Regions from separate parts of the Homo sapiens genome. Here region 2 is linked to region 1. The links are chromatin contacts, found by Hi-C in ENCODE. All regions are on one chromosome and are shown on one strand. The core of a region is the stretch at or near the end of the contact, and the rest is flanking DNA. Distances in the headings are between cores, read along the strand shown.

What was found. Hi-C counts contacts between places; a loop is a spot of excess contacts on that map. Pooled maps may share reads with other maps.
Region 2: a map of chondrocyte shows a loop between it and region 1 (3-fold over the local background). The contact joins the promoter of APPL2 here to the promoter of NUAK1 in region 1. A Hi-C loop is called at or near these places in 1 of 168 maps with a recorded cell type or tissue (chondrocyte) and 7 of 50 pooled maps.

Annotation. Positions count from the first base shown.
Region 1 is chr12:106,135,647-106,141,478 of GRCh38, forward strand. NUAK1 (NUAK family kinase 1) reads right to left here and starts at 3,308. Exons shown (of 7, transcript NM_014840.3): 1 at 2,768-3,308. The coding sequence starts at 3,007. RefSeq lists enhancers at 1,737-2,238, 4,630-5,249.
Region 2 is chr12:105,232,666-105,238,497 of GRCh38, forward strand. APPL2 (adaptor protein, phosphotyrosine interacting with PH domain and leucine zipper 2) reads right to left here and starts at 3,509. Exons shown (of 21, transcript NM_018171.5): 1 at 3,294-3,509. The coding sequence starts at 3,347. RefSeq lists silencers at 3,088-3,337, 3,388-3,527 and an enhancer at 3,392-3,892.

The sequences.
Region 1 (5,832 bases), core at 2,058-4,557:
CCTCTTGAGAGATGCTGTAAAAGGCACTGGTGCAAATGAAAATAAAACATCACTTCAAAATTCTACCCAAAGATCAAAAGGCTAAATTAAGATAGTGCCCTTTCAGTTCTCCTCAACTGCACCTTCAAAGCATGTTGTGAATGTTTAGCACATCGCTGGTACCAGAAGAAAACTCCAAGTTCATATTTTAGATGAAAATGTCTTACTGCTCTTAACAGGTTCTGAGTCACCAGGCACTGTATGGGCAAGAACAACTCGTTGACCAATTTTTTGTTTGTTTGGTGTTATTTTCTGTTCAGCCAGTCACAGGAAATTTTCCACTTGACAATTCCTGTTTCTCACTAAAGTTCTTAACACCATCTGTGAGCAGTGTGCTCAGCAGGGGGAGGACGGGGGGCCAAGGAGGACTTTCCTTCCCCAAACCTCAGTTTTCCCATCTGTTTTATGCAAGGTTTTTACCCAGGGATCTGGCTAACATTCTGTAAGCTCAGCTATCAAGGAGAAAGCAGCCCCATGAATAAACGAAGCATTTTAGAGACTGTCAGTTTCTGGGCGTGGGTCTGCTGCCAGATTTAAAATCTTTACATAATTTTGGGGTAAAACAAGAGATTTAGCTGAAATTAATAGCACAATGGGAAAATGAACTAGGGCTGAACAATAACACAGCGGGACTTCAGATTTGCGGCTGGTAAAGAAGCCTCTCTCGTTCTCAGGGCGCCCCCTCGTGGCCGCTTGACTAAATCCTGACGGAATGTTCAGTTTCTGCAAATACAGAGAAAGACATCCCCCAAAAGAGAAAGGCGGACTCCTGCCTACTGATGCAAATCCCTTTCACTCTAACCTAGTCTGTGGATCAGACAGCTCAAGAACGCCTGACAGGAAGTCCCACTGACGCTCAGAAAGGCGTCTGCCATAAGACAAGGGTTCGTTCGTTAGAAAGGTCTGAGGTAGTGCCCCAGCATTTAGACTTTGGGGTCCCTTCACAGACCCTAGACACACCCTTACCACTTCAACAACCCCTCATAGCCTCACATTCTCAACCTGCAGCTCGAACTGCGTCTGTTTTTCATTATTCTGCTTCCCACCTTCCCAGTGCGATTCTTCAGCAGCTATTAAGACAACATGAGCAGGGATCTAAGCTTAGTTTTTGCTTATTCAACATCCAGCCTGGGGAATATCACCTCAGAAGAAAAGCATGAATGAAGTGCACGTTTCCCAGCCTCTTCTTCCACAAACCTGAAATTGCCTTCATCAGAGGCCACCCTTACAACCCTCCCCTTTAACAATTTCATCCTACGAAAATGGCACCTGCCCAGAGTGAATTCTCAACTACTTGCTTGCTGTAGAATTTATTACAGAGCCAGCTTTAAAAAGAAATGTACGCCATCTCAAATTTCCAATTAATTGATAACAGATTTTTTTTTAAAATAACGTTATGGGACGAAGTTATATAGACCCAAACATCAAATCTGAGAAATGGGTTGGGAGGGCGTTATCCGGGTATCCAGATATTTGAGAATTTGGGGACTGAACTTTGCTGACTGGCACCCCCATGTTTTTTTCACAGAACTGTTCCTGCCGAAATGCAAAAGAAACATGTCAATACTAAGCTGCTATTTTATTTGACAGCTCATTTTCCTTTTTCCCTGCAGTCATTTGTTGTTTATAAGCAAACCTGAGCCTCCAAAACACCCCCAAAAGTGCACACAAGGAGTCCCATAATCAGTTTCTGACTTTGGCCCTAAATCGATTAGAATACATCTGATCTGCTTCAAATCAAAGAACCATGTTAATTTTCTGCCACACACCACACAAAATCTTTCTGCAACAGTCAGTCACTTTGAACCCAACTCTCTAGCCACAAGCAGTGTGGATTTCAAGGGCCTGTTCTGCAGAAGTGAAAATAACAACAAACCAAGGCTGGGACAAGGCAGACAGACCCCAAGGCACTCAAAGCACTCCTTGGAGCTGTGCAAATGGTGCCAGGACCCTGGCAGGGTGTCAGCTGTCACAAGAGCAGCGGGGCCAGACCCCTTCAGCGGTTTGGTAGCCCTGCAACCAGGAGCTGAAACACAACTGAGCCTGCTGCAACTAAGCACAGCTATCTCTGTAGCTACCCATGCCCTGGACATTTCGGTCCTCCCAAAGCCATGATGCAAACTGTTAGAATCCTCAGGCTTGCAGTAGTCTTTATTTTTGCTCCCTAACCTTGTCTCAAAAACAGGCAAGAGTCGCCCTCCCTTGCAGTCACAGCAGTATCAGGGCGATGCAGAGTCTGAGTGGGAGGATGCAGAGCAAGGAGCTGCGGGCAGATGGGTGGAAGGGGGTAGGGACACCTACAAAACACCGGACTTGAGGGGCTAGCTCCTAGCTGGGAATGTGGTTCTTTGGAGAGTTGTGGAAATAAGACGTTTCGGGGCATGGTCTAAATGAGTGCCTGCGAGGGAGAGAGACCCCGGCCGTCCCAACGCTGCAAAGTGTTTGCAAATCTAAAACATTCCTTTGCTGCTAGGATTAAATTTTTAAAAACAAACCAAAAAATAAAATAAAATATGTGCAGACAGGATGTAACAAGTGTTTCAGGACAGAGACACGCCTGAGTCACGGGGTGCTGGAGAAAGAGTGAGGAGTCTGTCTCGGGGCTTCCCAATGAGCCCCCTCTCTGTCAAGAGAGCCCCAGGGCGCACAGACCCCCGCCTCGCACGCCCTCAGTCCCCGGCCGCGTCCACCCAGCGCCCCCCGCACCCTCCAGGATTGCCCCACTCACCACTCGGCCAGAAAACCTCTCGGTGGCCCGCTTGACTTTGCCGTAGGTGCCTTTGCCCAGGGTCTCCTGCAGCTCGTAGCGGTGCTTCAAGTTGTGCTTGTGGTGATGCCGCTTCACCCCGTGCGGCTTCCTGGGCTCCAGGGCTGCAGTCGCCCCCGCCACCGCCTCTCGGGGAGAGCCCGGCGCCCCCAGCCCCAAGTCGGGGCGGTCCCCCGCCACAGGCGCGGCGGCCCCTTCCATGTCCAAGCGCGGGGCGAGCCGGGCTACAGAGGGCAAGACCGGGCACAGCGCTGGGATGTCGGGGTCCCCACCGAGGGAAGCCGCTGTACGCTCAAGGTCGCCCCCGCAGCATCAGGGAGGCGGCCCGATACCGCTCGGACTGCGGCTCGGTCACTGGCGGCGGCGGGGACTGCACATCTGGCGCCCGCGGCGCGCACGGTCCGCGCACCGCCCCCCGGCCGCGGCGAGCTGTGGAGCGTCGGGCGAGGTGGCGGCGGTGGCAGGGGAGGCGGTGGTGTTTGCAGGAGGGAGGGGAGAGGGTGGCTCGCAGCGCAGGAGGGGGAGTGTTATGTGGGGCGCCGCGCCCCCCAACCCCTCCCCGGGAGGACGCGCAGACGGGGCGGGGGCGGCGCTCGCGCGGCCCCAGGGGAGGGGGAGCGAGGGGCGGTGCAGCCAGGGCTTCCCCCACCTCCCTGCAGCCACCCGGGGCCGGGGCCGCCGTGAGCTGGGAGGGGGATGGGAGCGTGTCGCGACTCGCCCTTTGTGCGGCGCGGCGTAGGCCACGGCGGCGGCGGCGGCGGCGGCCAGGAGTGCTTTGTCCTCGCTGGGCCGGAAGGGACCGGGAAATTCCAAGCCGGGCGCCCCCTCCCCGGGCGCTCTCGGGCTCGCCAGTCGCAGCTACCGCGGGCCCTCCGCCGCCTCGGGCTCCGGGGCCGGTCGCTCGGCCTGGATTCCTGCTGGCGCCGGGGCGGCGGTTGCGGCTGGCCGAGCCCCGGGGCCGGGGAAGAAAGAGCGCCGCGAGCCGGGGGCCGCCGGGACCTGCTCGCGATACGGCCGGGGCCGCCGCGGGCCTGGGCGCCCCTTCATTTTCTTGTAGGTGTCGCCGCAGCCTGGCGGCCGGAGCTGGGGGAGGGGGCAGGGAGGCCTGGTGTTCGGTTACAGGCGGTGACTCACGGACCTTGCCCGCCCGAGGCTGGCACCCCGCGGGGCAGAGCTGCGCCCGCCTGGGGCAACTCCGAGTCCAGGAGAACCCCAAGAGCGGCGCTTTGGCCCCGGCCCCCGCGCCCTCTCCGAAGAAAGGAGAGTCAGGGACGGAGGGAGGCCGGGAGGCTGAACCCCGGGCCCGCCGTCGAACCGCCGGCCCTCCGACACCATCTGGACCCCGGCGGGGACAGCCGCCTGGAAGGGGAGGAAGGCCAGGGACGTGGAAGAGATGGGGCTCTAAAGGCGCCGGGACGGAGCTGGCTCCCCAGAGGCGCCCACCCTGCCAGCGAAGGCCGCCATCGGAGGTGGGCAAACCAGGGACCTGGGGTGGACCAGGACCCCGGGCCTGCTGAGCAACCCGTTTGCTGAGCAGGAGGCGATTTGCAGGCCTCTTGCCTCCTTAGGCCTTGGGAGATTTCCTTTCACTGAAAGGGCCAGATCCTGGCGATGGTGACAGGAACGGTACCCCGCACGGTAAGGGTCAGGCAGGAAGGGCCTCCCACCGCGGCGTGGCTGCCGCCGTTCTAAGAAGAGACCATGAAAAATAAGGAAGAAGGCTAGAGAAAAAGAGGTCTTAGGGAAATTTTTTTTTTTAACAAGTGGTGCAATGTACCAGACTAGGGTGGGAAGAGTGAAGGCTGAAGAAGGTCTGGTGTTCTGCAGATCGCATGGCGGTTCTTTTCCACCAGTGGACCTCACTGGGGCCTCCTCTGCAGCTCTCAGGTGCAGCCCTTCCTCTACATTCCCGCCGCCTTCATTCCTGTCTACCCCTGGTCACCTTACCCCGGACTCCAGCAACAGCCCGCTCTCCCCAACCCTCCCCGGGAGCCTCCTCACTGCTGCCAGAGTAATGGCCTGAAACACTGCCCTCATCCTCCACACGTGTCTCTGCTGTACTCTGACGCGTGATATTCTTACCTGTCCAAACTTTCCTTCTACTGATATTTCACACAAACTTCCCTGCCCCTTCTTCCCTTCCCCAGGAGCAATGACAGAACACAGACACAAAGGCGCATCATGCCTATTCAATTCCTATTCTGTCCACCGCATTTGCAGGGCCTCCCTGCCACCCACCCCCATCCTGAAACTGTTCTGCTTCTATACAGTTTGTGGACGTTGTGCCTATAGATCCCACAGTCAGGATGAGTGGCATGCAGGTTGAGTCCTGGCTTCCCAGAGGATTGGCTGTGTGGCCTTGGTCAAATGACATAACCTCTCAGAGCTTCGGTTTTCTCTTAAGATATGGATTTAGCAGATCTATTGTAGAGATAAACACATTGTGTCTACAGTAGTATTTTAAAATATTTTCTACTTCTTCCCCTCCCCTGCGATGTGGTAGAAATCCACTACCCCATCCTCTTGAAGTTAGATGAGACCATCGGACTTGCTTAGGCCAATGGAATGAGAGCAGAAGTGATTGTGTTGCTTTCACTTGGAACCTTTAGGAGCCAGTGAGCAAATCCCCATGTCTTCTTTTTCCTATCTTGACAATCATGGTGGTACAAAGTTGGAGCCTCCCCAAGCCAGCCTGAGTCTCTGTGTAAAGATGGCAGAAAATCCCAGCCAATCTGCATTGGAAAAGTAGTGTCAGCAAATATTAAACTTTATTTATGTTAAGTCAGTGGGATTTGTTAAAGCAGCATAACCTGGCTTATTCTGGCTGATAGTGTTACTCCCAGATATGTGGGACTTCATCAGTATCTATTGAATCAACAGCATCATCTACCATAGGCTGGTACTGTTTTATGACAGTAAACCCTCCTCTGTAAAGTAGCTGTTTACAATCCCTATTTTCAATTGAAGAAACCGTATCAGAAAGGTTAAGTAATTTCCCAGAGGTTACACAGTTTGTAAATGGCAGG
Region 2 (5,832 bases), core at 2,259-4,758, 900 kb before region 1:
AGGTGGGAGGATCGCTTGAGCCCAGGAGGCTGAGGCTGCAGTGAGCCGTGTTCATGCCACTGCACCCCAGTCTGGGCAACAAAGCGAGACCCTGTCTCAAAAAAAAAAAAAAAAAAAAAAAGAACCAAGTCTATTGAAAGGAAAAATAGGTTATAAACAAAAAGAGGAACAGCACAAAACATCTCCACAGTGAAGACATATAAAACCACCAGGTTATGTTTTGAGATTATCTTGTTTGAGGAAAGAAAGGCCTGATTTGGTTGGAGAGGGCTGCTCCCAGCCGGGCCACTCAACTGCATAACCTCAGAACTACATCTTTTATTTCTTTGTTCCGTTATGCCAATCGCAAAAGAAACAAACAAAACACAAACCGAGCAAGCAACAGTGCTGTTGTCTTCACCTTACCTCAAAAGTGTACTACTTACAGGACAAGAGAATAAGCCCCTGAAGAAGTACAAGCTGCAGGAGCTCAAAGCTGCATTTGTGTTCCTATCGCAGCAGGATTCACACTGTACTGGAACTGTTGCCTCATTATCTGTCTCTGGAACAAACTGTGAACCAGTCAAGGGTAGTCACTCTTATTTATCTTCACATTCCCAACAGCCAGTAGTGCCAGGCAAGGAGCAGAGGCTTCTAAACAACAATGGAGGCAGATTTCTTAATCCCTAAAATGTTCAGCTTCCCACATATGAGAGGTAAGCAGAAATAACGCATGTGTATGCACACAGACTAGTTTTACAATGCATCGTGCAGCACTGCAAACTAAAAAGGAGTCCATGAATAGATGTGTCTAAGGTCAGTTAACTGCTATTCAGCTCTTCCTGGGTCACTCAGTTCAATTACAAAAGCTTTGGTGTTCATTTAATTCATCCTGTGCAATCACATTACTGAAGCAACTCTCAAAATTACTCTTCATAAAACTAGAAGAAACACACAATAGATGGTTTATTAGGATCTTTTCCTTTTAGTGAAACATTTTAGGTCACTGATGACAGAAAAGCCCGGTGCTAGATAGCTGGGCTAACTTGAACCATATCCCTAGTACAGGCAAGTTGCCTGGGTTCCAGTCCTGGCTCTGTCACTTTATGGTGTATAATTCTAAGCAAATTACTTCTCTGCTCCTTAGTTATTTAAATAGAGAATGTACTTCAAGACTATTGGGAGGATTGAGTGAGTTAATATATGTAAAGCATTTAGAAGAGTCCCTGGCACATAAAATCCATGAAACAGGCATTTGCTATTGTTTTTATGCTTTGCACATAAAATGAAGGGGATGGATTAGATTCCTTCCAGTTCCAAGTCTAGGAGTCACCTTGGGAGTAAAGCTACATTAGGCACAGGTCACATACAAGAGAGTAGTATATAAATATGCTCTGATGATCATTAAAGACCTTCTTAAAGTCAGCTTCCATTCTGCACAACAGCACCATCAAGAGCCCTCTTAAGGGTGATGGCCAAGTCTCAAAAGCAATGACAAATAAACTTCCTATATTAAAAGGAACATATTAAATAAGAATGATAATATCTCTAAACCTCCTCTGCCACATACAAGTTCAAAGTTATACACCATGTAGATATGACAATGTTAACTCTAAAGCACCTTGAAGATCACCTGCTCCCTCCCTGTCTCTCATTCTGTAGATGTTCTGTAGATTAGGAAACTGAGCCAGCTACAGGGTGGAGATGAAGAGACTCACCCACATCACATCCTAAGTGAGCGTGAGAGCCAGAATTAGAACCCAGGTCTCCTGACTTGCTCTACAGTCCTGTCTACTTCCTCACAGCTGGGCAAATCCTTTAAGCCACTCACAAACAGTGTATATTCCTTTATGTTAGAGCTGGAAATTAAGAATATGATCTGTTTGTGAGGACAACATCAAGAATCAGTTAGTATAATCACTGTAACCTGGCTTAGGCATCACCATGTAGGTTAGAAAAGCAGGATATTTCTGTGCACCTCAGTTTCCATAAGTGCAAGGCAAACAGAGATCCTTGTTCAAAGTGATCATTTAAAATCTCACATTGCTATCTTCAGATTCCACACAACAGATATGAACATGGACAAAATGCCTTCTACCAAGGGCTTTAGTCTGATTAAAATGCCAGGAGTCTACAGCCATATAAAAAAGGGAGGCCTTGAAAAAGTCGTCCAGAGGATGCAAACTTACCAAAAAACAAAACAAACAAACAAAAAACACACACACAGCTTGCTTCCAGTTCCTTACTTATCTACACTAGGAGGATCACAAAAAATGAACAAAAGACACCTATGCATACAGCCCTTCGGACTTATTCTGAACTGTCGATGTAGGTAAATCCATACAAGGATCATCCTGGGAAGTATTATTCACTTAGAAGAAAAAGGGAAGGAACCCCAAAAGAGAGGGGAAAGTGTGAAACGAAAATAGGTTAATCTTATTCTAAGTTTTCAAGAGTTGAGACACTAGGAAATAAAGGCACTTATTTAAATAAACCCGGGATGCTGAACCAGGAGTGTAGGTACGAAGCTGGAGAAATGTTAAACAAAGGAGAACAAAAGACCCCTGGGGAAAGATGTGCTGAATTATGAACTAATGTCATCCTGCACTCATTTGCTATATTTACACACCAGTTTTCATCTGCAGAGCTCAAAGGACTTGACTCTCATCTCGAGTGTGCTAATGAAGTTCCCTTGTGCGACAAATGGGGCAGGTACTGTATTTTTCTCTTCACTAATGGGAAAACGGTGCCAAAAGGAGGCCTGGTACCGCCGGAAAAGAGATCCAGGCCCTCTGCCTCTCATTCTGGCTGGCACAAGTCTCATCACATCATTAGGAGTAGCAGTAATAAGACTGACTCATTATCTGTACCGGACATTGTCTGCTGACAACTTTACAGGTATTTCTCATTGACTTCTCCTAACAACCCTATGAAGCAGGCACAATTATTATTCCTATTTTACAGACGACAAAACTAAGGCACAATAAGGTGGTTTTCCTGAGGCACTCAGCTACTACATGGAATCAAAGTTTAGATCTCGCAGACTCAGTTGCAGCTGAGCTTGCAGGGGGGTCACGACATCAAGACTCCGGCCGCGGGGCTCTCTCCCCTGTTCCACAGCTCTGCCCCGGCTCAGGACTCAGGGCCCGGCCCGCCCCCTCCTCAGCCCGAGAGAACCCGGTGGGAGGCGCCGCGAGGGGGCCGGGCGCACTCCCGCGGCTGCCCGGCCGGGGGCGCGGCCTCCACTCCGGGGCTGGAGGGGCCTCCTCGGCCTCACCCCTGCGGGCGAGGGGCACCGGAGCGGCGGGAGGTACCTGGGGGCTGTCCTGCAACGCCTCCTCTAGCAGGAGCTTGTCCACGGCGGGCATGGTGCGGCGCGGCTCAGCCGAGGGCTGGGTTGGAAGGACAGAGGGCAGGAGACGCGGCGGCCGAGAGCACTCCCCGGCTCTGGGCTCAGGCGACGCGGCGGCCACTCCGTGCCCGCGGCGGCCCCGCGCGCGTCCACGCCTGGCCAGTGGCCGCCGCCGCCTGCCCGCCGGCCCAGCCCCCGGCCGAGCCGGATCAACAGGAAGTGTGGCGCGCCCGGCAGGGAAACCGGAAGTGTGGTGAGCTCCGGTCCCGACACCGGAAATGTGGCGCCCGCGCTTCCGCCTGCGCTCGCCGGCTCGCGGGGAGCGGGGGGCTCTGGGTGCCAGTCCCGTTGCTGAGGGAACCCTTCGGGTGTTTGTTCTCTGTGCTGAAGGTCCGTCAAGTCAATGCATATGAAGTCCAAAAGAGGAACTCGAGGGTAGAAAGATAAGGTTTTATCTGCTTATGGCTACCCAGAAAGCCTTTTGAGTTGAAGGAGCGAACAGATTTTTTCTTTTAATGGAAGGAAAAACCCACACTTCCCACACCACTTTTTCTAGATAAATTTCGACGCCCCTGAAACAGCTCTGAGAGCAAAGAGGTCGCCTATGCTATGGGAACAAAGAAAAGAGGAGAAAAGCTGGATAACTGACTCGTCTGTGATAATCAGAAATAACCACTTTGGAAACCACAGCTATTTGATGTGGTCATAATTAGGTCTCGTCCTCCTGGTTTATGTTTTGTGATTTTGGAGAATTTCATAATCAAATGTTTAGAATTGGAAGGGCTAGATAATCTAGGTTCCAGTGTTGTCATTTAGAGATGAGAAAATGGGACCCAGAGAAATAAGTGGTCTGCCCAGGGTCAGTTAGTAAACGCCAGAGGAAGAAAAGAAGGAAGGGAGAGGGATGGAAGAAGACTGGCAAGTGGAACGTGACACCTTTTTACACGGAAGGCAAGGGTTTCTGAAGTTCCTTCTTTAGAAGTTAATAAGACTGGCCGGGCGTGGTGGTTCACGCCTGTAATCCCAGCACTTTGGGAGGCCGAGATGGGTGGATCACGAGGTCAGGAGTTCAAGACCAGTCTGGCCAAGATGCTGAAACCCCGTCTCTACTAAAAATACAAAAATTAGCCGGGCGTGGTGGCATGCGCCTGTAATCCCAGCTACTCGGGAGGCTGAGGCAGAAGAATCACTTGAACCCGGGAGGCAGAGGTTTCAGTGAGCCGAGAGGGCACCACTGCACTCCAGCCTGGGCAACAGAGCAAGACTCCGTCTCAAAAAAAAAAAAAAAAATCATGCAGTATGTGTGTCACCAAAATCAACAGAGGGGATATGGTAATATATAAATTCTGCATTCTGCAGAGACCTCTTAGGTATATCAAGACCCAATCTGCATTGCTGACACCTCTGACAGTCTAGTATAGTAGCATGCTGCCTGATCACTTGAAAACTCCAAGGCCATTATTCCCTTGGTCTGGCCAGCGCCAACCTGACCTGAACCATTTTATGGCCTCCATCTACCATATTTTCCTCCACAGTATTCTTTCTTCCCTATTCTTTCTTGCCTCCACCATACTCTTGTCTTCCCTATAGGTGGAATCATGCTCACACCATATTTCTTCCCTTTCCTCTATTTTATACCGCCTGCCATTCAGTTCATTTTACCTCATCCAGTGTCCCAGACTCTCTTCTCACTGAAATCTAATTCCTCACGGCCAGACTCATGCTCTTCCTTCATCCTGATTGCGAGAACAGTACAAGGATAGTATTATACCCAGGGAAATAAATGTGCACATTTTAATTTGAAAATATGCATTACAAGAAGTTAGTGCCCTCAGAACCCTTGAAAGGGCTCAGACAGCCCCTTGGGAATCACAGCATTTTTCATGTACCACCTCATCTTCTAATTAAAGTTACTTTTCTTCAAATACTAGTATTCAACATTCAAAAATTGTTTAAGCTATCCCATTACTTTTCTGCATTTTCTTGCTACATTATGGGCTAAACAGCCTTAGTGGGATTTCTTGGAACTTAAGAACTGTTTACAACATTGTTTCTATGGGAAAATCTATCCCAAATTCAAAACAACTAAGTTACAAAAGTAGATCTGGAAATACAACACATGCATAAATGGTTTTAATTTATCTCATTTGTTAATTCATCCAATCATTCATTCATGTATTAAATATAGACTGCTCAGTGTTAAGCACTGTCTCCCACTTGTTTGATTCTCATTTAAATTCTGAAGGCAAATATCCTCTCCTTTGATAATCTGTGAGAAACTACATAAGAGGAATTTTTATGTCAACATGAACATTTAAAAATGTTTCATTAAAGAGTATATATCTGTTCCTATTAAACTATTATGCAGGTGGATTTTAGAAATCCACCCCACTGTCTCTGAAATCCCTGGTCAGCTGTGAAGTTGGTGACAGGAAGTATAAAGATGGACAGTCTGGAGTTGTCGTGATGTCTGAAGAGAGAGAGGATGAATTATATGGAGG